Linked DNA regions of Mus musculus: all the other regions are linked to region 1. A link is a loop called in an ENCODE intact Hi-C map of the cell type or tissue named here. Cell type or tissue: gastrocnemius. All regions are shown on one strand. Each heading gives the region's core, and the rest is flanking DNA. Links, peaks and the distances in the headings are about the cores only.

The links. A loop is a pair of places that touch in the nucleus more often than their neighbours do. Peaks named below come from ENCODE experiments on the same cell type or tissue, not always from the same donor. Only the 100,000 strongest peaks of a DNase experiment are listed, where the experiment ranks them.
Region 2: a loop joins it to region 1, with 3 times the contacts of the local background. A loop is called at or near these places in 19 of 42 quality-filtered maps.
Region 3: it touches region 1 in a loop (2.0-fold over the local background); 6 of 42 quality-filtered maps call a loop at or near these places.
Region 4: it touches region 1 in a loop (6-fold over the local background); 18 of 42 quality-filtered maps call a loop at or near these places.

Annotation. Positions count from the first base shown.
Region 1 is chr7:44,820,862-44,828,566 of GRCm38, forward strand. It overlaps Nup62 (nucleoporin 62), which reads left to right. Exons shown (of 2, transcript NM_053074.2): 2 at 7,626-7,705. The coding sequence starts at 7,702. All of the region lies in intron 1 of Il4i1b (interleukin 4 induced 1B), which reads left to right. Among named protein-coding and RNA genes, the nearest start is that of Il4i1b, 8.3 kb to the left of the region's middle. In gastrocnemius, for the core only: a CTCF peak has its summit at 4,238 (motif pointing left); a DNase peak (open chromatin) is centred at 4,225; H3K27ac peaks cover 505 bases.
Region 2 is chr7:44,742,297-44,750,001 of GRCm38, forward strand. It overlaps Zfp473 (zinc finger protein 473), which reads right to left and starts at 6,053. Exons shown (of 5, transcript NM_001289836.1): 1 at 5,614-6,053. Vrk3 (vaccinia related kinase 3) reads left to right here and starts at 6,333. Exons shown (of 15, transcript NM_133945.1): 1 at 6,333-6,355. In gastrocnemius, for the core only: a CTCF peak has its summit at 3,058; a DNase peak (open chromatin) is centred at 3,009; H3K4me3 peaks cover 439 bases; H3K27ac peaks cover 394 bases.
Region 3 is chr7:44,646,249-44,653,953 of GRCm38, forward strand. It overlaps Myh14 (myosin, heavy polypeptide 14), which reads right to left. Exons shown (of 42, transcript NM_001271540.1): 10 at 6,183-6,323. It also overlaps the pseudogene Gm18256. Among named protein-coding and RNA genes, the nearest start is that of 2310016G11Rik, 18 kb to the right of the region's middle. In gastrocnemius, for the core only: a CTCF peak has its summit at 3,976 (motif pointing left); a DNase peak (open chromatin) is centred at 3,967.
Region 4 is chr7:44,720,312-44,728,016 of GRCm38, forward strand. No RefSeq gene overlaps it. Among named protein-coding and RNA genes, the nearest start is that of Izumo2, 15 kb to the left of the region's middle. In gastrocnemius, for the core only: a CTCF peak has its summit at 4,178 (motif pointing right); no DNase peak of the experiment used is centred there.

The DNA of each region.
Region 1 (7,705 bases), core at 3,031-5,530:
TCAAGTTTGAACTATGAATGAGTACATCTTGTTTCTTTGTGCACAACTACTTAACAAACTGAGACACCAACAACACCTCTAGGAACCCTAGCATTTATGTACCCTCTGAAAAGTCCCCAAAATTCTAAACATGCAATCAGAATCTGCAGCTGTCAGAATCAAGCCCCTGCTAGAGCATGAGGGCAAATCATAGCTGCTGTGGACAGTCTGAAGCAGCCCCGTGTCCTACACCTGGAATTAAAATGAAAACATTTTTTATAGTATTTCTGCGTTTTTTTTTAAGGAAACCAAAATTCTCGTACACCCAACAATTTGTGTCCAGCCCCTTGGAGCTTTAATGTGGGTGGTTTGGAGTCTGTATTCTCTCTGGCTGCACCTCAGCAGGGCTACAAACATAGCCATTGGGCACAGGAGATGCTCTCTGTTCCTACTAAGTTGTATTTGGGAGTGACACCTAAGTAGGACATGGGAGTGATTGGGATGTCTTCTGAAACTAGGATTGAGAGGCTAGAGGTATCTTCTGGTGGGTGGAGTGGAAGTGGGGGGAAGAATGCCTTGTAGGAGAGGTTCAGCAGACAGCTACTGAAGTTCTCTTGACTTCAGTGGAACGATAGCAAGTTTCTACCTCATTTGCTAGGAGATAATCAAGCAGATAAGGTGCCTAGACTAGTGGCACAGGCTTATAACCCTGGCATTTGGAGATGGAGACAAGGTTTGGAAGTTCACTGCCAGCTGGAGTGACTTAGAGGCCCTGACAACTTTGAAACTCTGGGTCAAAAATAAAAATTTTAAAGGGCCTGAGGGTATGGCTTAGTTCAGTGATAGGGTCCTCTTGGTGTGCAAGGCACTGGTTCTTGCAGAACTGCAGGAAGAGAGCAAGGGAGGCCACAGCCTGCTATCACCTCTGTTCCCCACAGAAACCATATCATATAGCCTAGGTGAGCCTTGCCCTCAAGAGAAGGGCCAAAAAAGTGCACGGTGACAGTGTGTCCTCTGGACACACTGGTGCCTCCTGGTGTTCAATCAGAAGAGCCTGGCCTGCCCAGCAGTGGTGTTTGGTGTTTGTACAGAGCTGTGTGGTGATGTGCTGCCTCTGCTCTAACAGTCCAGTCATTACCACCCTCTACAGTTCCTCATCCCATTCCTTCTCCACCCACTCACCCCCAACCCCCACCCCCGTCTCCCAAGAGGATGTTCCCACTCCTCCCTTTTTAAATTCTTTTCTTTTTCTTTTTTAAAAGGGTTTATCTTGTATACCATGTTCTCTCTGCGTATAAGCCTGAAGGCCAGAAGAGGGCACCAGGTCATATTATAAATGGTTGTGAGCTGCCATGTGGTTGCTGAGAATTGAACTCAGGTCCTCTGGAAGAGCAGTCACAGCTCTTAACCGCTGAGCCATCTCTCCAGCCCCACTTACTTATTTCGAAACAGGGTCTTAAGCCGGGCAGTGGTGGCACTTGGGAGGCAGAGGCAGGTGGATTTCTAAGTTCGAGGCCAGCCTGGTCTACAGAGTGAGTTCCAGGACAGCCAGGGCTATAGAGAAACCCTGTCTTGGGGGAAAAAAAAAAAGAAAGGAAGGAAGGAAGGAAGAAAGAAAGAAAGAAGCTGGCCTCAGACTTTTTGATCCTCCTGCCTCCTAAGTGCTGGAATTACATGTGTATATCACTAAGACAGGCTTCCTTATCTTTTTTTTTTTTTTTTTTTTATTTATTTATTTATTTTATTAATGTAAGTACACTGTAGCTGTCTTCAGACACTCCAGAAGAGGGAGTCAGATCTTGTTACAGATGGTTGTGAGCCACCATGTGGTTGCTGGGATTTGAACTCCTGACCTTCGGAAGAGCAGTCGGGTGCTCTTACCCACTGAGCCATCTCACCAGCCCCCCTTCCTTATCTTTTTGAGGCTGACTGACAGTCCATGGATGGATGTTTGTTTGGCCCTTCATTGTTTTTGATGAACTGATGGTCATTGGTTGGGATGTTTTTATCCTATTTGGGCTGGTGTTACCGTTCTGGGGTGGGGTACTGGGGTCTGGGCTCTTCATTGAAAGAAACTGACTTCTAGGCACTTCCAGATTTGCTGCCTGGAAAGTGCCTAGGCACTTCCAGTGGCTGCCACACCCTACAGCACCAATTCATCTCTTCTCTGGCCACCCTAATGGGTGTGTAGTGGAGCCTCTTTGTGATCCAGCTTGGATTTTCTGGACGATGGTGGTGATAAGCCTCCCCAAGGAGCAGTCCTTTCTTAAAATGATACTGTGACCTGAGGCCACCACCCCTTCCCACCCTGAGTAGGTAGCTTCTCCATATGTCCTTAACAATGGGCCTCTAGTAGATTCCCTGGACCCTTCCCTAACAATCTCTTGGGGAAGCCTGACACTACCTCCTGGGGCTTCTGGTACTATCATAAGCAGAGCTTGATGTTGTCTGGTGTATTGTCCTGTGTAATTCACTTGTGTCTGCCTCTGTTGGCACTAAAGAACAGGTAGTTAGCTGGAGGAGTTGGTTTATTTTGCTTGGGAAAACCTTCCCTACTGGGTGGCATCTGAGGTCTGAAGTACTTTGATTGCAAGAGACAGACTTGGTGGGTCAATGCCTTTATCACGTTTAACATTGAATGCTGTAGGCTGAGCTTGTGCCTTGCTGTTTTTGTCGGCCACACGGGTATGTTCTGCTTACTGAGGTGGGTGCTGAATGGCAGCTCATGTTTATTAATGTTGTTTTGGTATAGTGGGTGTGGAAGTTCTGGCGCCTCCTCTGGTGGGTGAGGATATATATCTGAGACGCTGATAACTAACGCAGAAGAGTGCAGATGCTGGTCCTTGGGAGCTAACATGGGAGTAGCTTCCTCCACATACATGCCCCTGGAAACAACTGGCTTCCCAACTCTGTTGGAGGGGATATAATGCTTGTGACTTTAGCTCGAGCCACTGTGTCATGTAGCAATATTCTGTCTCAAAAAGGTACGTACATCTTAGAACCCTACTTGAGCTACATGGATGTTGTGCCAAGTTCATCATCCTAGCCCACTGCAAGACTCTACCTCAAAAACCCTTTCTTTAACCCTCTGTGCTGTAGGCTCCCAGTTGAAGATGAGCTGGTTAGGTTTTTGCAGGTGTTACCTGTTTGTCACCTGAGCTGGTGGAGGCCCTAGGGAGTAAGAAAGGATGTAATTGCTAATTAGCTGTGGGCTGATTTCTGAGGTAAAGAAATCACTGGAGGTAGGAGGGAGAAGGCTGAGAACCTGCAGGTACAGTCATCAGACACACAGGGGCAGGATTTAGTCAGTGTCTTTGAAAGGCTCATGCCCTTCCTCTACCAAGGGAGAGACTATCCCTGCTTCAAACGTTGTCTTCTTCCTCTTACTATTTTACTTCAGATAAGTCATTGAGTTATCAGCGAGGAGTGGTAGGGGAGTGGATTAGCCACATGGAGGTTAGGAAGTGGCCCAGCCATTAAGCTGATTAAAGCAAATCAAAATATAAAGGTTGTGTGTGTCTTTCATTCAGGAACCCAGAACATTAAGGTGGGTAGGGAGAAACATGCCACCAGGATTTATTTAGTTCTTTAATACAATTCACTTTTGGATTCTCTTAGCTATTCTTTCCTTTGACATATGGGGCAAAGAAATATGGTGACCACTATGTGCCTGCTGCTAGGGAGTGATGAAACAAAGGAAGTAGTAGCTCTCCTTCCCCACTTCCAGAACTCAAACCAACCTTGTTTGCTTTGCACTGGAGGAAGTGTGGACCTGATTTGTTCCCTAAGAGCTAGAGGGGTTTCTTCCATGAGAGAAGCTGCTGTGGCACTGTGGGGGGGAGGGGTTGGGGTGTGGCTGAGCTTCCCAGGAATCAGGTTCCCCCCTTTCTTTCTTGCTCTGCCTTCTCTTCCTCTTGCCTCTCCGGTGGTCTTCCATCCTACAGCAGCCCCTTTTCTACAGACTTTAATTTTGTCTCCGTGGTTAGCAGCCCACTCACAAAAGCAGAAGAGCAAGTGCCCTATTTTGTTTTGTTTAAGACAGATCATATAGTGAGGCTGGTCTCAAGTTCATCGTGTAGCTGACAGTCCTTGAACCTCCTATTCAGCCTTCTGAGTGCTGCAGTTACGAGCATGTGTTACCATGTTCATCTTGTGGAGTTCTTAAAACAACTACCTCACACCAGAAGGTTCCCTCAGAGCTAGCTGATACCCAATCCTTCCCTGGTTCTGCATTGTCATAGCACCACCTGGTGGCCGTTGACTGTATACTAGGGACAAAACCAGTGAGGATACAGAAGAGGTCACAAGCCAGAAAGGGGCCTTGGGTCCAAGTGGATCATCCAGAGCCATCTCCATCTTAAGTCCATTTTATGTCTGTCAAGCCCTTTAGCCACATAAGACACACCCTACCTTTGTTTTTCCCCAGTGTCCTAAAATATGCTGGTTATATCTGTTGCTTTATTGAGCTCAGCAGTGCTAGTACCACAGCAGGTGCTCAGCTTTTATGTGGATGATGTCCAAGTGGAATTTGTTTGCACTCTGCCACTTGGTGATTCTCTGCCTTGTAGTCATCTCTAGCTCAGGGTGGTGTTCGATGTGAAAAGTAGTCCAGTGGTGACAGAGTGCTGAGGTATTGGCAGGCTGGCTGTGACCAGGGCACATGGATGATCAAGAAGTAGGAAGGACTTTCTACTACTGTCCAGGCTCTCACATCAGAAATCCCAGCAGTAGGGAGGCAGGAGCAAGGTGCGGCTGAGAAAACTAACCAAGAGATGGATGGAAGGACATCACAGCCTGGGTGACTCCTGTGTCCATGGCATGTGGCCTCAGTGTGGATGTCTAGCCCACATGCCATGTTGCAAGCCTGTTACTGTCTGCTTTCTCACCCATAGGCTCTCCTAGGTGCCTCTCCTGTGGTGAAGATAGAAGGGCTATAGCTAACCTGGTCTACAGCTGAAGAGCTCCCAGGCTTAGGGAGTCATCACTTATTTGCTGGATCAGATCCTGCCTTGTGGTTATCTCTGTCCCAGAGTTCAGTTAAAGCTTCTGACTTAGTTCATCACCAACCTTACTCCCAGCTCCTTGCCTCCAGCTTCTTCTGCATTTAGCTCCCTACTTGTCAGTCCCCTGTGGCTGTTTCAGCAAAGAGTCTGAGCCACCACAGTGTAGTGGTACACTGGAGAGGCAGGGGACAGGCAGATAGTCTTCTGAGCTAGTGTACAGTGTATGTAGTTCTAGGCTATATGATGAGAACTTTTTTTTTTTTAAGTCTGGGTTGTTGGCATGGTGGTTGTGGCTATGCCAGCATAGTCTCCTCAGTGTTTGGCAGGACTCTTATCTCCAGACTCTCCGTCCCCAACTCTGGGTGGCTGGATAGTTTCATGGCCTAGAGCTGCACTGCCACAGGTCCTCAACTGTCATCTGAGTTGGTGACTTTCCACAGTGGGTATCATCACAACATCCCTTGATATCATGGAAGCTTGATTTTTTTTTTTTTTTAAGAATTCTCAGCTCCAATTTATTAATAGCAAAAGTTTTCCACTGAGTACTAAAAATTGAGGTATGAAGTGTAGCTGATTGGATGATTGAGCAGCTAACTTATCCAGTTAAAGTGCTCACCAGTGAGGAAGTCTCTATCATGCCAGAGTTGTCTGAGTGCTGAACAGGGCTTCAGTGGACCTACTGTGACCTTTTGAGATTGAAATAATTTTCCCCTGAAGTTCTTGTAAGCTTAACATTGCTAGACCACAGGAAGGAGGTGGCCAGAGAAAACAGGTCTGAAGAGGCTGGCACAGTATGGGGAGAGGGAGGACACCAGGCACTTGGCTTCTCGGTTGGGCCATTGATGATTCTTCATAGAAGACATTGGGAAACAGGCGCTGTGAGCTTGCAGACTCACATAAGTAAGAAAGGCAAGGCCAGAGGTCAGAGCAAGCCTTAGCTGCCTTCAGCGAAGGAAAATGGAATCTGACTTTGTTCCCTCCTAAGACCCATCACCCTTCTGTGTATTGTCCACAGACTCATCTTTCCCAGGGTATCTAGGGCCAGGACTTGGTGTTGTCCCCACAGTGGAACAGAGCCTGCTGCCCAGAAGCCTCTGGACTACTGATGTGTGGCTCTCGTCACAGCCCAGTGACTCATTGAGCGGGGGACACAAACTAAATTCATAGTAAATCTGAGGTTAGCCACACCCTGGTCTTAGGAAATTCACAGCTGAGTATTGGCATTACCCTGCAAACCACCTTCTTAACCCTGAAAATGCCAAAGGGACAGGGAGTACCCCAAATCATGTCCTCATTTCAGCAAGCACCCTTTGCTGGGGCAAGGGCTGAGCTCAGAGAGGCTAACGTTCTTGTTAATATTGAAGGAAGGACAGGGTCATATCTGCTATATTCCATATCAGTGTTTATTTCTTCTGGTTGTCACAAGCTTAAGGCCTCAGAACAGCAGACATGAGAGGGTGTGACAACCTGTGGTTGTGATACCTATGTTTGAAAGATTGGTACAAAAAAGATTGCAAGGGTGAACGAAGCCTGCATGAGCTTCATACTGAGACCCTGTGCCAAAGAATAGAATATCAGTAGCTGGGGAGATAGCTTAGTCAATAAAGTACTTACCATACAAGCATGAAGTCCCCAGCACGCACATGAAAAATCTGGACATAGTGGCCAATGCCATAATCTTGATGCAGGAGAGGTGTAGTCGGTGTGTTCCCGGGGCTTTCTGGTCAGCCAGCCTGTCTAGCTTAGTTGGTGAGTTACAGGTCCCAGTGAATGACTCCATCTCAAAAGATAATGTAGATAATAACTGAAAAGACACAAGGACTACCTATACACAGGGGGTATACAGTGAGGAAGCCCACCAGTATTGCTTCTTCACTATGGAATGAGCCTATCGGCAGTGCACCCCACAGAAGGGATGCATCATCCCACCCCATCACCTCAAGAAGTCCAAATAGAGGGTTATACTGCTCTGAAGGGTACATTCTGATACATTCTCTTTCCACATGGAGTACTGTGTGGGCTAGTCAGCTTTGCATCTTGGTCTCATTGTTCCACACCAGTATAGGGAAAGTGCCCGGTGACTCCATCAGGTCCACTGAACTTACTCCTGTCTCACCACCTGCTAGCTTGTGGTCCTGGGAAGATGATGCAGTGCTCCCTGTCACCTTCCTCACCATATAAGCTATGGGGAAAGTACCTGGACATCTCTGCCTGGAGTGGCTTCAGTCAAAACTTCTAGAAGTCTAGTGTTCTTAATGGGATGGACTATGGCTGCTCTTGGCTTATGGAGTGCTTGGTCTCTTTTCCCTTTGTCCCTCCCAACCACTACTGATTTTCACCTAGAGGAAAACCCCAAGTAATATCTGATTAGCTGGCCTGGGTCTCTACTTATCCCTAAGCACTGGGCTCTCATGCCCAACCTTCTGTCCTGGTTCTATCTCATTAGAGTGCCTTCTTGTGAACTGCCTCGGAGCTGCGCGTGCCCAGGAGCACTCAACTCCCATTGGTTTACTGGAATTGGTCAGGTTAGCAAAGGAAACAGCAGGGCTGCTGCCAGCTCTGCATCCAGCCCCACTACCCTCCACACCACTGAGCTTGCCTGTCCCAAACTGCCATCTGACCATGTCACTTCCTCTGCTCTAGAAACCTCCCCAAGGTTGCAGACGCTGACGGATTTGCCCCAGAGTCGAAGTAGCTGCCACCTGAAGATTCCACAACCATGA
Region 2 (7,705 bases), core at 2,078-4,577, 80 kb before region 1:
TAGTAACAGTAGGGGGCTTTTAACCCCTAGCGGAGGAATTGGGAGGAGTTGGGAGGAGAGTTCTTCTCTGCCCAGTGTCCATGGTAAAATTACAGTTATCACATTTCTGGCTGTAAGGCTCAGAAACAAAAAGGCTTTTTGCTGGCTATAGAGAACAAAGAGCTTCTTTCTGGCTGTATTTTTAGAGATCAGGGAAAACAAGCTTGGGGAACAGCCAGGGGCTTTACCTTCCAGGGAGAAATGCTCTAAGTCGGGGTCTCACACCTTCCCAACTCTAGGAAACTGAGGCAGAAAGACTTCTAGGTTAAAACCACCCAGGAATACATAACAAGACTGTGTTTTAACAATGAAAAGGTGGGTTGGACATTCACCCTAATGCACTTGAGAAGTAAGGCGGGCAGACCTAAATTCAAGACAGGCTGGAACCCCTGCTCATTCCCAGCACAAGCTGAGACCCCATCTGCCCTCCTTCCCTCAACCCTGCCTACAAGAGAAAACTCTCCCATCCTTCAGAGAAAACTCTGGGCTAACACATCATCACCCCTTGCCCACCACCCCAACCCCCACCCCTGTTTCTACTAACCCACCAATAAGTGCCCACCCATTTTGGCCATATATGAACACAATCCCAGCTCCAAGCTGGCACATGGTCTAAGCTCTATAAACCCCCATTGCTTTAACCTGGATATGTGACTTCACTGACCTCTACCTGTGAGATCTGTGAACCCACTCAAGAGCTTTCTCCTAATAAACCTAGCTTTACCTACTTTTAATCTGATCTAATCTGGCCTCTATCTTTGTCACCAAATCTATCAAAGACCAGGCTAGAAAGACATCTTATTGGTTAAGAACACTGTGGCTCTTTCAGAGGACTGGGATTTGGTTTCCAGCACCCATGGGGTGCCTCACATCCATCTAGGAAATTGAATGCCCTCTTCTGACCTTTGTGGGTGTTAGGCATACATTTGGTACACATACATATGCGCAAACAAAACACTCATACAAATCAATTTCAAAAAACAAAAACCCAAATTGAAAAAAAGTAAAAAATTATTGGCAGAAGCAGTATCTAGATGAATGGGTTCAAACAATGTTGCTGGGAGTTTTGATTATATCCTGTAGAATTTAGAGCAGGTGAATTAATCTCTTCATTCTACCTGGACAACTGCTGTTTCTACACTACCTATATTTTCCTTAAGCCATGACCCACAGTAACAAAAACAATGTATGTTTATGGGTTCTCCATTCACAGATCCAGTCAAACTCATTTAAAAAATGGTTTTTATGGTTTTTAAAAATCCTGTTATCTTTCGAGGCTGGAGGCTCAGTAGTTAAGAACACTGGCTGCTATTCCAGAGGACCTGGGGTTCAACTCCCATCACCCACATGGCAGCTTACAACTGTCCGTAACTCTGGTTCCAGGGACTCCTGACACCCTCACACAGACATACATGTAGTCAAATCACCAATGTACATAAAAGAAAACATAAATTCTGTATGTTTCCAACATATACAGGTGCTACTATTTTTAGTATAATAGTTATTTGCATAGCATGTACATTGTACTGGGTATTATAAACTAGATGTTAAGATAAATTTGCACATGGGAGGATCTGCCTGGGTTATATACATAAACTACACTGGTCATGCTGAATAGGTAAAGGCCAAATAGCCAGTTTGGGGCCATACTGGGCCACACCTTTTGGTAGTGGAAAGTGAGAGGTGGATATGAACAAGATACATTGTATATGTCAACATTTCTTTTAGGCTCCACCCCATAGTTACCTGGCAACAGCCAAGTGTGTCTGACTCACTATAAAAGGGGCTGCTTACCCCCTCCTCACTCTTACTGTTTGTCCATTCTCCCCCATTCCCCTGCCCCTATCTCTATGGGTGGGCCTCTACTCATCTACTTACTCTCTACTCTCTCTCTCTTTCTCTGTCTCTACTACCCCCTCAATTCCTCTCCCCATGCCCTAAATAAACTCTATTCTATACTGTACCTGCCTTGTGGCTGGTAACTCATGGGGAAGGGAGCCTCAGCATGGGCCCACAGAGGCACCCCCTCCCCCCACACCATACCTCACCCTACCAAACATATCCCTGGCTTCCCTTTCTTTTTTATAAATCACAGCATTGGTGCCCGAGACTCGGATTTAGAAACTCAGAGGTTCACATCTCCCACTGCCACATGGGCAACCACCGGATCGCTCACTAGACCAATCTACCCAACCTTCGGAGAACTGGGAGCTTCCTCCCCCCACTGGTACGTGTAAACATCTGTCTGTCCCAAGAGAGAGCTGTTGAGCTCGCAGCCACCCTGTCGTGTCCTTGAGGACAAAGACATTCAGTCTTTATGACTAGTCTTCTCGCGGGCCCTTTGTTATAGGACCTCTAATCCTTGGGTAACCCTCTCTCTGTCTTGGAAGCAGTTTTTTGTCGCTGCTGAAAAAAAAAATCCTAAACATAGGTAAACTGTTCTCCCGTGGGCCCGGGGCCCACTCAACCACTAGCTTCCACATGATGACCCGGTAAACTAAGACTTGGATGCCTGCTTGTGTTAGCACCGCATCCCTGGATGCCTCCCGGTCTAATTCACAGGCCAAACTTGGTCTCTGTATTCATTAAGCAGCAGTATCTCTGCATAGCCCCTTAACTGGCACTGTGAAAAAAGCTCTCGCTAGAGATCCATAGGCAATTTCCCTCCTCCCGCATTCTCTTACTACCAGTTCCCAGCCCCGAGAAAAGTGCCCACCTGCACCCCGCCCACATCTCACTCTCACACTCTCTGCTCTGCTGAGCTGCCCCACATCGGCTGCCTAATTATCCTCAGCTCTCTCTTACCCCCTGCCTCAAGTCAGCTCCGCTATTCAGTGCTTCGTGGCACGTGTGCAAGCTCTTTTGCACGGCCTGAGCAGAGTCGCTAGACTAGAACACCTCTTCAGGCCCTAGCTCTCGCCCCCGCCCCACTCACTTGCCGCAACCGCTCCGCCTTCCCACAGCCATCCATCCCGCCCTTCTTGCAGGGACTTTGCTCGGCCACAGCGGCCACCACAGGCCGCCAAGCGAGCTGCACTGTTCCGCTCAGATTCATCTGGATGCCTGTCTCTGCTGTTCTAAGATACTTGAACTGCTGCCTCATCTTTCCTCTCTAGCGCTTTGCTTTTTCTGCCACTCATGGCGCAATAGTTTCAAGGAAGATGGCGCTAAGGCTGAGATTTCTAAACAGTAAAAGGTTAAAGATCACTGCCTTAAATACAGAAATCTGCTAAATATAATAACGTTTAAGTTTATGACAGACAGAGACTTCCAAAGCCTAATAGTGACTCCCCAAGGTCTCCGAGAAGATAATGGACACAGTGACAAGACTGCTGGATTGTGATATGACAACCACTGAGAAGCACCAATCCATTGCCTTGTCCCCTGCCAGGGCCTGGTCTATACTGTGGACAAACAAGATACCCTGAGAGTCAAATGTCTTATAATGCTTAAGTCAAGGTTGGTCATTTCTCATTTCAAACGTATTTACTCTGCAGGAAAAAGTTTTTCATCTTCTGGGCCTGACAGACCGACTCTGCCCAAGTTGCCATGGAGACCACAGGGACCTGGAAACTTTTTGGACTATAGACCAACCTCTGTCATTTTAATTAATACATGACACCTAGATTATAATTTATTCTTCCCAGATTTGACAGCTAAGCTTGATGGCTAGAAAACAGACTTAACTCCTTACTCTAAGGTAATCCACAACTATATTAGCTCATTAGTCAATTTGTTAACTAGCTAAGACTACCAGATCTCTTACCAAAGTCAGACAGGTCTGCCTTGCTCGCAGACTTCATGATAACGATACACAAGTTCCTATGTAACCTTTCACAGGTGTAACCTTCTGCTACTTCCTTATCTAAACTCGCTCTCCAGTGACTAAACGCTTCAGATTTCCTCTCCTTGCTATGCCATTGTCCTAACATTAACCAGTGGAGTTCTTGTAAACCAGCCTAACCCTAATAAAAGACATTCCACTATATGATCCACTTTCATATTCACAAGTTCAAATACAAGTTTCCTTGGTTGTCTTTTAACAATGGACTTAAGGTTGTTTCTCATTTTACTATATATATACATATGTAAATATATATATATACATATATATATATATATATATATATATATATATATATACATATGTAGAAATATATGTACGTACACATTCAGTATCCTAGACAGAAAAAAAAAATCCCTTCTTGCTCCTTCTGCTCCATGAAAAGTTTTTGTCCTCCTTAAGCTCATCTTAAAGACTATTCATGCTGTTAACAAATTTATCTCTTTTATAAACTTACAAACTACAGGAAACCCACTCCAATCTACTTCTTATGGACTAAATAGTCTCCATCCAGGTAAGTACACCTGCCAAGCAATAGCCTACGTTCTCACTGGCTACCTATTCCAGAGGGTGAGATTGCTCTCCTGTTCCTGGGATTGGGACTCCTCTTACCCCAAAGACCTAATTTTTTTTCTCCCAAACGTACTTAACTTTATTCTCTACCTCCTGTGTGTGTGTGTGTGTGTTTCAGCATCTTGCCAAATCCAAGCGTTTACTCAAAATCTACACATAAGACAGCTCCAGAGAAACAACCCATAGATGCTCCAATTTTCTCTTACAGCCACAGATACTTCTACTGGACCTGCTCCTTCTGATCTATCCACAGTTGGTTCCACAGACCCTGAGCAGCAAGGACACAGCCAATTCTCCTAAGACTTCACCAACATCCCCACCCCCATCTTCTTAGGTTTCCCAGAGACACACTGCCCCAATAACAACAGAAAGTTAGCTAAAGATCATGATGACCCTATTTTTTGCTTCACCGTTGCCTCTTTCTAATTTTTCCTTTTTTAAAATTAAACCAAAACAAAGGAATGTTAGCATTTCTTCTACACTCCACTCCACAGTTACCTGGCAAAAGCCAGGTATGCCTGACTCACTATAAAAGGGGCTGCTTGCCCCTCAGTCCCCACACTCTCTTCCTTCTCTGTCCCTTCTTGCCCTATTCCCCTCTCTCTACACGTGTTCATGGCCGGCCTCTACTCCCTCTCCCTACCTTTCTCTGTCTCTACTACCTCTCAACTCCCCTCCCCATGCCCTAAATAAACTCTATTCTACACTATACCCACTGTGGTTGGTACCTCAAGGGGAAGGGATGCCTCAGCATGGGCCCGCAGAGGCACCCCCTTCCCCAGCACCATACCTCGCCCTACCAAACATATCCCTGGCTTCCCTGGCTTTTTAAATAGAACATAACAGTATATATTTGAGATGCTCAAATAATAGATACAAATAATCTTTCCTTTTAAATTTGTTTATGACTGCTTCAAAGTGCTATGTGTGTACACCTAAGTGCCTTTAGAAGCCCAAGAGGGGGTTTGATACCCCGAAACTGAAGCAATAGATGTCTCTGGGCCATTATTGTAGGTATTGGTCGCGAGAGGAAACCCCCGCTTAAGAGCCGGGCCTACGCCCGGCTGTGAGCACTCAAGGGTTCAGCATTCTGTCAGGGCCTCCCACCCCGGCCACAGAGGACTAAGGCCATGGGCGCCTGGGCTTAGTCTCCGTACCTCGGCATGGCTCCGTGTCTCCGTACCTCAGCATGGCTGGCAACCCAAAGAACATATGCTTTCCAGGATCCCAAGAAAACCCAACTCCTCATGAGGAGGGCTCCCTCAGAGTACAGGGGGAAATTCCTCCGAGGAAGTTCCGGTTCCAGAAACTTCTCCTCAAATTTATCCCACCCAGGTAACTCCGCGCCAAATTCCAGGACCCACCACCTGTGGTCTCCACCCACTGAGCCCTCTAGGAAGTAGAGAGGAAACAGATTCATGGCTAAGTGACACCAAGGTTGGATGGCCCACTACCCTGTTATAGGACTACTTTCACCTTCTACACCCCGAAAATTCCATTTGGAGGTGACAGCGGGTTGCCATAGATACAGTTTGAAGGCAAAACTGAGATTACAGAGAGAGCACAGAAGCAAGGAGAGTTTAAAAATGACAACAGGACCTTTGATTGGTGGCTGTCACGTATTTCATCAAGATTGACGTCAGACATGCGCAGTAGAAGGAAAAGCCCGCCCCAGAGAAGGCCGAATAACGGTGAGCAATTAGGGGGATGGACTAATCAGGCGTGTCGCTCAGGCTTCTGGGAAATGGAGTTTCCAGCAGGGCACAGCTTGTCCGGATGCCCTGTATTAGAGGAAATAGGCCGCGTCTGCTCGCTGCTGTCGCACGGCCGGTGGGGGATGCGCGCGCAGCCCCTCCTTCACCCTCCCTCCCCGGAAGTTTCTGCGGGGCAACTGTAAAGGTGAGTCCAAGTTTCTGCTCCGGATCGGAGTGAGAGTCCGGGCCGTGAGAAACCCCGGCGCCCACGGCTTTTTCACAAGTACAGTGATGAGGAGCCGCTCGCCCGGCAGCCTGTGACGTCACTGCCTGAGGAAGGCGGAGGCCGACCAAGGCTGGGGTTCGGGGGCGGGAGTGGGGGGAGCACCCACTTCCTCTGTTTTGCTGGGAAGGTGTTGGGCGGAGCCTGTGAGGAATGTCAGACACTCCGCCTCCGCCTCCACGGGTACCTCGTCACTGGTTTCTTTGGGATTGTGGGGCCCGGTCCAGTCTCTGCTACTTAGGGAAGTGTTAGTCCCACACCTGTGGAATTTAGCCTTTGGTACTCTGCTGTGCTGCGTTCCTGCAACAGGAGCATAGATGGTAGCAAGCTGATGGTCATACGTAGGATAAATGAACTAAACAAATGGGTGCATAATAAAAGCCGACTTGAGTATCAGTAGTCGGAACTGAATGTGCAGCCTTAGACAGGAGACCTCAACACTCAAGATCCGAGCACTTACTGTATGCAAGGATCTGTGCAACAGACACTTATTGTATTATATACCCGAACTGCCACCTCCCCTAGGAGTAGCTCTAAACTCAGCAATGTTCTAGCACTTGGGAGGCTGAGTCAGGAGGATTTTTGAGAATAGTGAATTCCAGGACAGCCCAGGATGGACTACATAGTAATGGGCACCTCAGTTTAATTAAAGCTGGATGTACGCTTGGGTAAGTTTCAAATGCTGGGGGATCAAAAGTTCAAGGTCGGCCTAAGCTACATGAAACACTGTCTTTAAAAAAAGAATCCAGCCCTGCCTAAGGACTGGAGAGTTGGTTCAATATTTGAGTGCTTACTGTCTTCCGGAGGACTCAAGTTGGTTCCCAGTTCATGACTGCCTGTAACCCTAGTTCTAGGGAATTAGGGATTGGCCTTCACACGGGTTCATATGCACATAACTGTAGTGAAAATTCTGGAATTTTCATTTCTTTAAAAAAAACACAGAAATATAAGAATATGTTTTTGTTTCAATCCCAGGAGTGGGGCTATGGGGCTGCTTCTCCGCAGCTGACTAAGCTTTGCCTCCTGCTCCAGCAGCTCATGATTTTGCCAGCTGCACATAGTTTCTACAACTGTGTGACGTTTGGAATTCTGGGAACTTCTCAGAGAGTCTGTAAATACTAGGGCCTCAACTGGGTACCGTGAGAGTTGTTTGGTGGGGGTGGGGGATGGGGGGGGTATTGCAGTTTGTTAGTAGTTGTGCTCAAAGAAGAAATTAGATTCAGAGTTCTTGATCTCTCTCCCTCTGTCCTTCTTTCTCTCCTACCTAGGGAT
Region 3 (7,705 bases), core at 2,731-5,230, 170 kb before region 1:
AAACCTCCGCGGGGCAAGTGCCTCGCCACGGCCCTGGGACTGAGCAGCGATAATGCAGACTTGAATTCAAACCTCTCACAAGTACACTAAACACACACGAGCGACACCCTGTAGTATTTTGGGAGCAAAAGATTATTTTCTCTAAACAAGACTTTTTGTACTGAAAACAATTTTTTAAAAATCTTTCTTAGCCTAAAAGACCCATTTATTTTCCTTGGGACATGTAAGAACTGTGCAATAGCCATTTATGGTTTAAAGCAAACATGCCAGATGAACCTGAGGGATGACAGATAGAAAAGAACATATTTTTGCTATGGCTGGTTACCCCAGCTCTTTTTCCCCTTGTGTGTGTGGTTCAAGTGCGCACTGGGAGGCATCTGAGGTCTGAAGCCAACCATATGCTCCTGCCTTGCCCCTCCGATAGGGTTTGTTAATTTTTTTTTAATTAATGAAAATATGTAATATTAATAGCTGACGTTTTTGCTTATTTCCTCACTTTATGAAAGAATTTTTTTAAAAAAAAGAACATTTCTAAAACCAGAGGACAAAAGGGGTTAATGTTACATAAAATTATACACACACACACACACACACACATATATACATGCATACACACATACACATATATATACATACATATATATATATATATATATATATATATATATACCAATTTTTTTCTCTGGGTGCAAAAATGTTCATTCTTTTAAAAACATTAAAAAAATAAAAATAAAAAGCCTCCTTTTTCCACCCCTCAAGTCAACTTTTGTGCTCCAGAAAATTTTCTATTCCATAAGTCTAAGGGTAAAACTTCAAGTATTAAGATAATTTGTACATGTAGAGAAAAAAAATGACTTTTTCATAACATACAGGGGCAGCTGCCAAGTTGATGTATTATAATATTGTGGTTTCTGTTTCCTGAGAGAATTTTTTTGTTATTTTTACATCTAACAAAGGGGTAAAAAATCAAAAAAGAGGGTAAGAAATGACTCCTGGGTGATTTTAACATGCAAATGTCTGCGGTCTCTTCGCTCGCTTTTACTGTGCCCACACACGAACACTTTTTGTAAAACTTGAAAATAGAAAGCAAAAACCCTCAACTGTTGTAAATCATGCAATTAAGGTTGATTACTTACAACTATGAACTTTGGATCACTGTGTAGACTGTTAAATTTGATTTCTTATTACCTATTGTGTGAGACAGACCAAAAAAAAAAGAATGCCAGGGGCTTAAAGAACAGAGGTTGTGCTGCCCCCTTGAGGACACCCGGGGCACTGTGGAGGAGCAGCTCAGCCTGTGTCTAGGGACTATCACCATCCGTGTCACTACTTATCACGGGAGTGTTTTCTATGTGGAGGGGGGTAAACACTGTGTGACCTGGGAAACTGTTGCTATTTTTTCCTTTATTTTTAATTTATGTTGTATAGATTATCTGTGCATCATGTGCACACAATTCCCACAGAGGCAGAGCCCCTGGGACTGGAGTTACAGATGGTTGTGAGCCACCATGTGGATGCTGGGTATCAAACCTGAGCCTTCTGAAAGGGCAGCCAGTGATCCTAAGGGCTGAGCCATCTCTCAGCCCCTGCAGCTGGTTTAACTCAGAGTTCTACCAAAACTTGAGACATTCTGTCCTCTGAGCGCAGGGGTCAACGACAGGCTGTGGCAGCTGTGTTTGTGTCTGTTGTCTCCATGGCACCGTTAAGGAGCAACACCGCGTGCACTGTTCCCACCCCGGCCGCTCCGTCTCCGATGTTTACGCAGTCAACAGACACAGAGTATTTTTCTTTTCCCTGTACCACATCCAATCCAAGCACCTGACCTTCAGCTACAGCTCCAGGAGGTGGACCCAGCTACCTATGATCCCAAGGTGACAGATGGAGAAACTGAGGCAGGTAACTCACAAACTCAGGATCACTCATTCCATAAGCTGGCAGAGGTAGGGTTCCAGCTGAAGTTATGCGAGCTTTCCTGTCAGCCACACAGTAAACGGGAACATGTAAAGACCTGCACACAGCACAGCAAGAGGAACTGGGATCACACTTGTGTGCACACGCACAAGCACCCTCGCACAAGTACACACTCAGTCACTGTGACGGTGCACGCTTATCATCCCAGCAATCAGGAGATGGAAGCAGGAGGATTGTTGTTCAAGACCAGCCTGGACAACAGACTCTGTCTCAACAACAAAAAGCAATCCAAGGTAGGTGACATGGTTCGGCTGGAGAAGGGGCTTGCCACCAAGCCTGAGTGCGTGAGCTCATTTTCCAGCACCTGCAGTGTAGAAGGAGAGAAACAACTTCCCAAAGCTGTCCCCACCTCCAAGTACATATGCATGCATATGTTAGTGCTAAAGAAATAAATGTGGAAAAGAAGAAAACAACAACAACAACAACAACAAAAACCCCAGATATTTAAACATAAGCCCGGTATTCAGAGATAGAATTTGCTGAATGGAGGCTGGAGAGATGGCTCAGTGGCTAAGAGGACTGGCTGCCACCCTTATAGGGGACCAGGGTTCAAATTTCACTACCCACATGGTGACTCACAATTCCAGGCGAACTGGCATCCTTGGGCACACACATGCAGGCAAACCATCCATACAAATACGATAAATAAATCAAAGACGTAAAAAAAAAAAAAAAATTGCTGAGTCTCAGTCTGGTCCTTAGCTTCCCCAGCGGGGGCAGTGGGAAGGGGCTGGACTCACTGGTCTCTCATTTGACACTCTTAGAGTGAGGGGTAGGGCAGAGACAGGAGTTTCAGGAACGCTGAGAGCTCTGCAGCTGACAGGAGCCACTTCAGACAAGATCCTGGGTCCCGGAGCTGAGGCCTGGAGTGCTAAGAGCGCGAGACAGAGATCACTGCTGCTCAATGAGTGCTGGAAAGGCCTGTGTTAGGCAGCTGACACTCTGGGGGCCTCCCAGGACCAAGGCTGGGAGATCCGTCTGTACAACTGGCAAAAATGGGGTGCCATTGGGATCAGGCGGAGCAGGGTTGGGCACCAAGCTCAGCTAACCTGGGGGTGACAGCCAGGTCTGCAGAAAACGGGGCCTGAGTTCACCTCTGTGGCGGAAGCGCAGCTGTGGGTCTTTGTGGTTGCCCCATCCATTGTGGGTAAAAATAAATACAACAGAATAATTTATAGTCAGTGTGTGGTCACTCTGACCCTGAGTTGACCCTGTGATCAACTCCAGGGGCCGCCTCCAAAATGAAATGCAGCTGAGTACAGTGGTTCATATCTGTAGTTCCAAAAATTGGAAGGCTGAGGCAAGAGGACTGTCATGAGTTCAAGATTCTTTTTTTTTTGTTTGTTTGTTTGTTTTGTTTGTTTGTTTGGTTGGTTTTTTTGTTTTTGTTTTTTCGAGACAGGGTTTCTCTGTATAGCTGGGGCTGTCCTGGAACTCACTTTGTAGACCAGGCTGGCCTCGAACTCAGAAATCCGCCTGCCTCTGCCTCCTGAGTGCTGGTATTAAAGGTGCACGCCACCACGCCTGGCTCATGAGTTCAAGATTCTTACTCATAGGAGAGACTCTCAGGTTCCCTGTGCCTGCTAACTGTTCAGCTTCCCAGCCTGGCATTCACAGTACCAAGGGTTAGCAGAGAAAGATACAAAGTGAGGTGACAGACACACAGAGGTCCTCTCTTGTTGGGTCCCAAATGCTGTCTGCCCCAGGCTGCCTTCGGGCACGTCCATCTGCATTTCTGGCTGAGGGTTATGGGGTCCACCACCTCTCTGCCATCTCCTGAGGGGAGATGGGACCCAGGCAAGACTTCCTGACCTTTTGTCTCATCTTTGATATGAAACAGAGTCTATGCAAAGATGTTGGGCTCTAGACCATACAAGTGGAGCACAAGGAGGCTGTCACATGATCCCATCTGCCTGCCACTCCAACAAAAATATACAAAACTTCTTAGATGGAGGGCACGCAAGCCCAGAGCTAAGAAGTGGAGAACTGGCGCCACCTTGTGGATGGTGGCGAGGTAGGTCCTCTGCAGCCAAAACCAACCAAGGTGTGTTAGGGTATGGCTGTTTTAGGGTATGCTTGGAATCTCCCAGTGAAGGGCTGAGTTCGCTGCTCAGTGATAGTGCACCTGCCCATCAGTCACATCTCAGCACCAAAATAAATTAATGAGTTAAGTTAAATGTGTATGGGTGGACACTGAAAGTCTAGAGCCAGGCTCTGGAGTCTTGGGATGAAGATGACCACACATGGTCCTCTCTGGAAGGTGTTAGTGTAGCTGAAGTTGTGGTGGCCCAAAAATCAGGCTGAAAGCACATTCAAACTCTGAAAATTGAGTACTGAACCCGGTACACACAGGCTCCCAATAGGAGGGTACCATGGGCCATCTGGTATCAAGAGGCTGGGCTGATGATCATGGCCAGGTTCTGTATTGCTAGTTGCCTGGTGGGAAAGACTAGCAGTCCGGGGAATTACAAAACCATAGTTAAGAAATCTAGCCATGGCTGTAGGTGTGGCCATGAGTGGGTACACTGAGGTACATTGAGGTGCTCAGCACTCTAGATTGAGCCCTGAAGGCAACATGAGCTCCCGAGGAGAATCAAATTGTGAGGTGGAGCCCAGCTGATGCACATACACCTAGAGGTCTCTGTCTGAGAGCCCAGTGCACCCAAAAAGGAAGATACCAAAACCTCTCAAAAGATGCTGTGGTCCAGCTGGGTAAAGGGGCCAGTGCTTGCCATCGTCATACTCTGGAGGCTGAGAAAGGAAAACTGCTATAAGCTTGGGGCTTTCCTTAGCTACACAGCCAGATCCTGGCCAGTCTGGGCTCCAGTATGAGACTCTTTCTAAAACAAACAAAATCATCACCATCACCATCATCATAATCGAAAGGATTGTAAATGTAGTTCAGTTGGTGGAGAACCTGACTAGCAATGCGTGAGGTTCTAGGTTCCATCCCCAACACCACATAAACCAGGCATGGTGCACACCTGTCACGCCAGCACTCAGGAGGTAGGAACGGAGGCAGGAGAATTAGGAATTCAAGTGATCCTTGGTGACATAGGGAGTTTATGGGCAGCAAGTGGCCCTGTCTCAGTTTCTGATCTACTTTGCTTTCTGCTGCTGTGGTGAGACCTTCTAACCAAAAGCACCTTAGCGGGAGAAAGGGTTTACTTGGCACACACTTCCAGGGCTCAGTTCATCACTGAGGTGAGGGCAGAAACTCAAACAGGAAAAGGAACAAAAACCATAGATAAATGCTGCTTAATGCTTTGCTCTCCAGCTCGAAACACCTACCTAGGAGTGGCACCACCCACAATGGACTGGGTCCTCCGACATTAATTATCAACAAGACGATCCCCTACAGACATGCACACAGGCCAATCTGACACACAAGACTTCAGCTGACATCCCTCTTCCTGGGTTGATAATAGAAACTGACCAGAACACGCCAGCCCTTGCCAACCTGACACACGTCACTGTTAAGCCATCACTTCCTGTCCTGTTTGTCCCCAAGAGCTCTTCTTACTATCGCAATATAAAATGTCAAATGAAGTTCAAAGAAGACCCAACTCACTCCTGAAGCGTCAAGTTCTCCAACACACACTTCCCCTGCCCCAGGGCCTTTGCACAGCCACCCCAGAATGCTCTTCCTACTGTCCTCACCCCAGGCCTCTATCCAAGCACCTTTTCTCCCAGGTACCCTCGTCTGGCCTCCTGTGTGGAGCTGTACTCCAACTCCAACCCCTCTGGTTCCCTGCACTGCACCCACCCCCACTCCCCATACTCTGACCAGGTTCCTATCACTTATGTGGCTGGTTGATCTCACGTCTGTAGTGTCCGTGAGGTGAGGAGGGGAGATCTGCCCACCTCCTCCCCAGAAGAGCTCCAGCCTTTTATATACAGCAGTATCAAGAAATACTTAGACAGTAGGCTGGGAGGTGGATCAGTTCAATTGAAGACGAAAAGATGGCTCAGTCAGTAATTGTGCTTATGTACACATACAAGATGGCCTGAGTTTAATCCTCAGAACCAACAAAGCATCTACAAGCCATCTCCTGACACACACACTCACTCACACTCTTACACGCACATACTTGCACTCACACTGCAACACATTCATGGGCACAGCTCACACACACTTGCACACTCACACTCAAACACTCACTCTCAAAGACAACCCCATTCCCAGGTAGGAGTGGCCCAGGCTCACTCACCAGTGATCTCTTCTGGGAGGAGGCCCAGCACACGCAGGGACTCCAGGGTCTCCTGGAATAACTCACGCTCCTGGCCCGGGGACGATGAGGGCCCATTGGTCAGGAAGCGATAATGGGAACAGGGCTCCAGAAGGAGGTCAGCTGTGGACAGAGGGAGTGCTAGGGTCAGCTGTGTCATGACAGTACCTGAGGTCTGTCACTGAGGGCTGGGCTGGGTGGGCCTGGAGCAGGCAGGCTGGAGAAGGTGCTGGAGAAGATGGCAGAGCCAGCACCTGGAGACACACATGCTGCCAGAAGCCACAGAGTTGGAACCAGGGTGTCAGGGGACCAACATAGGAGTCAGGAGGGACATAAAAAGCTGTGGACAGCCGGGCAGTGGTGGCTCATGCCTTTAATCCCAGCACTTGGGATGCAGAGGCAGGCGGATTTCTGGGTTTGAGGCCAGCCTGGTCTACAAAGTGAGTTCCAGGACAGCCAGGGCTATACAGAGGGCTATACCCTGTCTCAAAAAACCAAAATAATAATAATAATATTAATAATAAATAAATAAATAAAAGCTGTGGGCAGAAGGAAGAGGAATAAGGAGCTACAAAGTCAGACACGGTGGCTCGCTTGCTATTATTCTAGCACTTAGGAGCCTGAGGTAGTAGGGTGCTGGGAGTTCCAGACTAGTCTGGGCTACATAGCAAGGTCTTGTCTAAAAAAGAGAGGAGGGCTAGAGATATGGCTCAACAGTTGAGAACACTGACTGCTCTTCCAGAGGCCCTGAGTTCAATTCCAGCAACCACATGATGGCTCACAACCATCTGTAATGGGATCGGATGCCCTGTTCTGATGTGTCTGAAGACAACAATAGTACTCACATATATAAAATAAATAAATCTTAAAAAGAAAAAAAAATGAGGAGACAAGAGAGGGCACAACCTCTGGCATAGCCTCCGAGCCGGCAGGGACCGCAACAGAAGGCAGCTTGCAGGCGCAACAGCACACAGTAAGGTCAACTGGAAGCATGGAATTGCGAGAGGCCACAACAAGGCAGAGCCACCATAGGGCCAGGAGGAACAGGGGTGCAGGAACAGAGCAGATGCCGCAGGCAGGAGCGAAAGCCAGAAGGCAGCTGGAAGCAGAGGGTAGAAAGCAGAGCTTGGGCTGGAGAGATGGCTCAGCGGTTAAGAGCACTGACTGCTCTTCCGAAGGTCCTGAGTTCAAATCCCAGCAACCACATGGTGGCTCACAACCATCCGTAAGGAGATCTGACTCCCTCTTCTGGAGTGTCTGAGGACAGCTACAGTGAACTTACATATAATAAATAAATCTTTAAAAAAAATAAAAAAAGCAGGGCTTGGGACACGACAGGAGCCCAGAGCTGCGCAGCTCTGCTACTGCGCTCTTCCCACACATCATAGGGATGGCAGGACTGGGCACAACGACTCTGTTCTGGGGATGGCGAGGGTGTGGAGAGTGGGAGATCTTATGTTTCTCAACCACCCCAGGGCAAAGCAGGCTGGGAAAGAGTGACACTG
Region 4 (7,705 bases), core at 2,823-5,322, 100 kb before region 1:
GAAGGAGATAAGGAGATGGGAGAGAGGCAAGCATGCAGGGAGAGAAGAGAAAGCAAGCAAAAGAAACTGAGGGAGGGGCCGGTGAGATGGCTCAGCGGGTAAGAGCACTGACTGCCCTCCCGGAGGTCCTGAGTTCAAATCCCAGCAACCACATGGTGGCTCACAACCATCTGTAATGAGATCTGATGCCCTCTTCTGGTGTGTCTGAAGACAGCTACAGTGTATTTACATATAATAAATAAATAAATAAATAAATAATCTTTTTTTAAAAGTTCAAGGCCAGCCTGGTCTACAGAGTGAGTTCCAGGACAGCCAGGGCTACACAGAGAAACCCTGTCTCAAAAAAACAAAAAAACAAAAACAAAAAAACAAAAAACAAAACAAAACAAGCAAACAAGAAAAGGTTGAGGGAAGGAGTTGACATAGTTCAGGGCTTTTTGGCGCTGGAAACTTTTTCCCAAAGGTCTCCGCTCTTGCGCGAGTGTCTGTGACCGTGGAGTTCGTCATCCCGTGCAGTTTTCTTAAAGGCTGGAAAAACATGTGTGTGCCAACACCAATTTCCAATTTGCTAAAGCTTCAGCCCAGCTTGTCATTGCAGAGTCCCAGTTGAACGTGTAGACTGGACCGTGGGCTTCTACCTAAGTCCGGACTGCAGCCTGCGCATGCGTCCCGCAGGACGGTGGCGGTAGGTGGGAGTTTCAAGCTGGGGGGGGGGGGGCGTCACTGGGTCTCCTTGACAACAGATAGACTGCAGAAACATGGGAACCAATGTCCCCCGCCTTGTCATCTCCTGACTGGCTGCCACTCTGACTGTCTTGAGTTACTCCAGGAGCTTGGCAGCATCTTAGGCTTGGGGTTCATAACTTTCATGAGTTTCTTTGCTGAGAAGGGTCTTCTGTAGCCCAGTCTCTCTTCAAACTCAATATGTAGTAGAGGATAACCTTGAACGCCTGATCTTCCTTCCTTCCTCCACTTCCCAAGTGCTGGGACGACAAGCATGCACCCCACACCCAGTTTATGCAGTGCTGGTATCGAACCCACGGCTTTCTGTGAGCCAGACAAGCACTCTACCAACTTAGCTACAGATGTGGTTTGGTTTTGGTTTTGGTTTGTTTTGAGTGGCTGTTTGTTTTTGGAGACGGGGTTTTTCTGTGTAGCCCTGGCTGTCCTGGAACTCTCTCTGTAGACCAGGCTGGCCTCGAACTTATAGATCCACCTGCCTCTGCCTCCTGAATGCTGGAATTAAAGGCTCATGCCAACACAGCCCGGTGTGGATTGATTTCTTAACTGTCTTAGATAAACAACCGGTGGCTCCTGTGCTGACAGATAGAAGCTATTTGCTTCTAGATACAAGCACGTGTTGTGCCAGTTGTGCTGAAAATGGAGTAACTCAAGCCAAACCAACTACTTTACAAAATGGAGCAATGCACGGCCAGACACTGCTCGGACAGCCTGTTCTGTTCAGTCTAGTGTCACCCAGGGCGGGCTGGACTGTTCTCCTTGGCCTATGTACTCATTATGCATGGGTATAAAACAACAAAAACCCACCGTTCTCATGACTCTGAGATTTGAATGGTTTACTATAGAAGCCCTTAGAACAGAGAAGAAAAAAAAAAGAGAGAAGGATGGCACAACAGGAAATGGTCAAGGAGGAAGTTGTACAGATTAGCGTAGGAGAGGTGGCGGCAGTATTGAAAACTGGCAGTCCTTGTACTGCCAAATACAATACTTCAGTCAACCAAGGGAGAAGAACGACATTATTCGAAATCAGGGGAGATGGGTCTGTGTTTAAGATTCATAATAGATCACTGCGGACCTTGCTTTGCAGCTTTGTAAAAAAAAATTTTTCTCCCTTCTTGGCCTCTTGGAACCAGGCCATATGTGCAGTATTGTAGTCATATTGTTATCGTGCCCTGTGTCAAGGTTATCCTTGTATTATTCAAACACCGATTTCCTTGTACATGGCCTTGTAATGCTTATCCTAAGACTCTCCTGCCTGCAAGTTGTGTAAACACTGCTCCCCACTTATTCTCTGACTTGTCAATAAAAGCTGATCAGCCAATGGCTGAGCCAAAGAGAGAACAGGGCTAGACTTCTGATCCCAACCAGGGAGCAGGTGTCTTCAAAGGTCAGAAGACTGTGACAGACCCTGTGGTGTTGAAGGTTTAGAGTTGTGAGCCGACCAGTGTGGGTACTAGGATTTGAACTTGGAGTCCTCTTCACCAGCGGTACAGTGCCCTTAACTTCTGCATTGGATCTCTAATGCCTGGTTTTGTAGAGTCCAGTACTTTAGGCTAGGCTGGTCTGGAACTCACTTTGTAACACACACTAGCCTGGAGCTCACTATAAAGCCTAGGCTGACTTCAAAATCACTATGTAATTGACACTGGCCTCCAACTCTCAGCCATCCCCCTGCCTGAGCCTGCTGTGTGCTGAGATTGCAGGCATGCATACCTTGCCTAGCCAGGCTGTAAAAGCCCCTTAGATTCTCTGGCTGCCAGCCTTCTCTCACTCTCACCCAGCCCAGGGAAGTTGTCAGCTGCCTCCCTGGGTTCCCACAGGAATCCCCCTGGGATGTCTGCACCAAAGCTGTGATAATTGCCATGGTGTAATTCTTTAATAACTGTCTGTCTCCCCTTCCCAGACTGTGTTCCCTAGAAGTCCTCATCACGTTATAATTTCAGCACAATTTAATTATCCATTGTTCATGTCCCTGGGAAATTCCCATGAAGTAAGGGTAATGGCAGAGTTCAGTGGGAAAATTGCAGAAGGGAAGAAGAAAGAAAAGAAAAGAAAAAAAACAAAAGAAAAGAAGAGAAGAGAAGAGAAGAGAAAAGAAAAGAAAAAAGAAAAAAGAAAAGAAAAGAAAAGAGGGAAACCCCAAACACCCTTACATTTATCCCAATAAAATGTATTATTGATAGAAAGATCGCCTCCCATGCACAAAACTCTAGGTTCTATCCCCAGCCTGGAATAAGCTGAGAGAGCTGGTGTCCACCTGGAATCGCAGCGCATGGGAGTTGGCTAAGAAAGGTCGGTTCAAGGTCAGGCTAGGGAAATGGCTCAGTCAGTGGAGTCCTTGCCTTGCAAGCTTGAGGATCTGAGTTCCACTCCCAGAACCCACAAAAAGGCTGGATGGTAGAGTGCACCATAGCATGCAGGAAACTCTGGGGCTGGATGGTAGAGTGCACCATAGCATGCAGGAAACTCACTCTGGGGCTGGATAGTAGAGTGCACCATAGCATGCAGGAAACTCACTCTGGGGCTGGATGGTAGAGTGCACCATAGCATGCAGGAAACTCACTCTGGGGCTGGATGGTAGAGTGCACCATAGCATGCAGGAAACTCTGGGCCCAGTGCCTTCTCTGTGTAAATAGGGTGTCTGGCGCAAGCATGTAATTCTTGCACTTGGAAGGCGAAGGAAAGGAGGACCTGCATTTCAAAGTAATCTCAAGTTATGTACAGCGAGTCTGTGAATACTCCAGACCCTGTACACCAGGTCAGCTTTAGAACCAATACAAGTGAGTTTGGGCTCCCTTGGCCGAGGTGACCCCCCCACCCCAGTGAATACTGTCTTCCATGTATGCTGTGAGATTCTTTTACCCTCCACTCCTTAGGGAAGAGCCACAGTGAGGGGGAACTTTTACTGCTGGGAACTGTGGGGAGTTGGGAGGGCAGGGGCAGCATGCTCTGAGATGAGACCTCAGGACAAAGTCTAGCAGACTTCATGTCACCCAGTAAGTGGAGTAGGATATTTGTGTTCATCCCTGAGCCTCATCCCTGGGGCAGGATCTTGGGGTGGCATCAGAGACTGGATCCTGGGGAACACTGGACTTCCTCGTGTATCTTGCACACCGACAGAGGCTTGATAGCATGTGTGTGTCATGCAGCTGTCGTGTGCAATGCTCCACAGCTCAGCTAAGGGTGGATTAGCACCTCACCCATTCACGTAGCGACTGTGAGAGTTTCCAGACAGTGAGTGCCAAGAAGAGGTAGAGCCAGGCATGGTGGTGCACACCTTTAATGCCAGTGCTGAAGGGCAGAGGCAGGAAGATCACTTTGAATCTAGCCAGCCACGGCTATATTGTGAGGCCATTTCCAAAAGGAAAAGAAGAAAAAGAAATAGAAAAAAAAAAAAAAAAAAGTACCTTCTATAGGCCTCCCAGCAGAGGGCAGAAAAGCAGCGGGGAAAGACTCTTCCGATGTGCTGCTGGTTAGATACTGGTTTATCTTCTCCATCGTTGCACACTTGGTGACCTTCAAGGATGTGGTAGGTGGACTTCACTATGAAAGAGTTGGGGCTGCGTGGAGCCTGGCCAGAAGGAGCTGTACCATGAATCAAAATTCCAGAAGCTTCTGGCACGGGGGTGGGGGTGGGGGAGCCCGCCCAGCCTTCCTGGGAAGGCTGGTCCCCTTTCTTACCTGTGTTTGGGACAGTGCCTTGCTCTGTAGCTCCAGGTGGCCGCGAAGCCTTGAATTTCCTGTCTCAGTGTCCCATTGCCAGGATCACAAGCATGTGTCACCGTACCCCTCCTGGACCTGTAACCATCTAACTCCCTGCCCTCCGTGGGCGTTCATAGCTCAGGGCTTTCTGCGCAGGCTTGCAGACTCCCTGCCCGGCCTGTCTTTCTCTCCCTTTTAAAAATAATAACTGGACAGCTAAGGGGACAAATCTGGTATAGCAGTGGCATGCTCACAGGTCCTTCCTGTCTCCATTTCTGTCTCACGCGGATCCCATTACACACCAAGTAAAATCTCATTTCTCTTCCCTTCTTTTATAAAATAAGCAAATTTGGATCTGTAATTTAGGTTTCACACTTGCCTTGTAGATAATGATGTATAACCCCCGTGTTTCATAAAAGAAGCCACTCCCAGCAAAATTAAATGCTACTAATGCTATGTTCATGCTACTAATTATGCTCAGCACCATGTCCCAACTCCAGAGAAGTCAACCTTCATTCTTTGGTATTTCTTATGTGAGCATATTAAATGTGTCATAAAAAAAATAACTGGTCCTTTGCTGTACATATTTCTTTTCAACTGAACTTATCTGTGTTTGTGCACGTGTACATGTGTGTGTCCATATTGTGGGCGTGCATATGTTGTGGTGTTTTGCGTGGCTGTCAGAAGACAACCTCTGAGAGTCCATTCTCTTTCTATCATGTGGGTCCCAGGGAGCTAGGCATAGTGACAAGTGTCTTTACCCAGGGATCCATCTCACTCTCCCTCTTCTTCCCATTTTAATGGCTGGTCCTTGAGGCCTGCATCCTCTCTCTCTGAAGAGAACTCCCCCTGGGCCCACCCTCATCTCAAGCCCCCTTCCTCCCTGCTGACCTCCATGCCTAGTGTCTCTGGCTCCAGCAGTTCTCTGACAATCTAGGTGGCCATTTGGTAGTTAAATCACTCAGTACCCTGAACAAGGTTAGAACAGTCCATTGCATGTGGTGATATTAATACATGGTATGTACTGGGTCAGCAATAATGATCACTATTGTTGCCATAATGAATTTGCCTGGACTCTTTCATATACAGAATCAAAATAGCTTAAGCATTTTTTAAAAAGATTTATTTATTTATTATGAGTACCCTGTAGCTGTCTTCACACACACCAGAAGAGGGTGTCGGATCACATTACAGATGGTTGTGAGCCACCATGTGGTTGCTGGGAACTGAACTCAGGACCTCTGGAAGAGCAGTCGGTGCTCTTAACTACTGAGCCATCTCTCCAGCCCCCTTAAGCAAAGTTTTTTAAAGTTTATTTTTGTTTTTTATTTTTTGCTTTTCAATACAGGGTTTCATTGTGTAGTTCTGGCTGTCCTGGAACTCACTCTGTAGACTAGGCTGGCCTCGAACTCACAGAGACTCGCCTGCCTCTGCCTGCTAAGCTGGAATGAAAAGTGTGCACCACCACAACATGGTACAAAGTTTTATTTTTTTTAAGGTTTTTATTTTTTATTATATGTATGTGTGTGTCTATGTATGGTAATGTGCCCAAGGGTGCAGATACTCAAGAAAGGCAAAACAGGGCACTGGATGCCCTGGGGCTGGAGTTACAGATGGTTGGGAGCCACCCCGACATGAGTGCTGGGAACTGCAGTCGGGTCCTCTGCAAGAACAGTAAGTATATGCTCCTAACTGCCGAGCCATCCCTTCAGCCCTGAGAACTTGCGGCAGTTCACATGGTTACCACCTGCTCAGAGATGTTCTACCTAGCAACCACATATGTAAGTCCCAAAGAAGACTCTAGTTGGCTCCCTTTGCCAAAGCACCCAGGTTCCTAAGCAGACAGGAAATACCATGAACCAATAACTAGTTGAGATTGGGTGGGGTCCAAGATTGAGGAAAACGGACCTCATGTGTTACCTCGTCCCTTCACTGTCCCACTGGGACAGCTGAAGCCAGGCTTCCCTGCCAACAGAGCAGCCTGTGACATTTTCCCATCCAAAAGGGGGACAGTAGCTGCTTGAGTTTTTGGCAGTGATGTTTGGCATCTTTATGTATGCATGAAATTTTTTGGTCAGGTAACTTATGCTCATTATAAAAACATGGTCAGAAACATGAAAGCACCAATCTCTTCTATCTGCATAGCTTAGAGACTCAGTTTCTCCCGAGTGTGTGTCTTCCTGCTCCTCTGTACTGTGTATGCCCGCTTGCCATGAAGTGTAACTGCCAGGTGGGAAAGCCCCTTCCTCACCTCCACGTGGAGACCCTCCATCGATTCCCCACCAGTGTCACGTGCTTCCACATTTTCTATATTCTTCACCCGTAGCTTTTGAACAGATGTAGCTTTATTTTGCTGTAACCACAGCATGGAGACATTCTAACCTCTTCAGTCCACTCCTGGTTGCTGTCTGCAGCACTGGGGCTCAGTGCGGAATGTCAGCTGTCTACATCACTGCTGGTTAGACTTCCGTCTGCTCCCTGTGCTACACATTTCTCACAGTATTCCCAGTTAGGGATGTAATCTTTCTTCTCTCGGGCCCCTCGTTGGGGGAAGTATTCTTCAAAGTCAGATTCTCAGGATCCTTGTTTCCAAGGCAACAGCTTCACCCAGAGTCATCTCCTCTGCCCTGACCTTGAACTCTGGATTCTCCTGTCTCTACTACCAAAAGTGCTGGGGCATTGCAGGTGTGTGCCACTACACCCTGTTCATTTTTCAATGGCTTATTAAATAGAGACTTCCTACCAAGCCAAGAGCTTCTTTACGAAAGGGAATTACTGGCTAATATAGGAAGTCTGCCTTCAGGAGCAGGCAGACGCCGGCGTCTGAAGTTTCTGTCAGTGCTTTGTTCCTCAGCACTGCCTCTTTACTGGCTAGGTCTGTATTTTTAAAAGCAATTCTTATTTATGTGTGTGTATGTGTGTGGGGTGCTATGGAGGTCGGAAGAGGGTTTCCATCCCCTGAAACTGGAGTTCTGGGTGGTTGTGAGCCATCTGATGTGGGTGTTGGGAATTGAACATCTCTCTGGCCCCATAGGTTCATGTTGGGGATAGGATCACTCTTCATGGTGGCAAGGTCACCACCTCCTGATCTAGATTTATGTCCTAGCAATTGGACACTCACCCAGAAAGCATCTCACCCAAACTCCACTTCAAATGCAGCAGGCTTTCCCAGGTTTGTCTATTTACCCACTGTTCTCTGCCCACATGGCCTCCAGTCTGAGACCGGCCTTTCCCTAGCACTCATTTAACCCTTTCCACATCA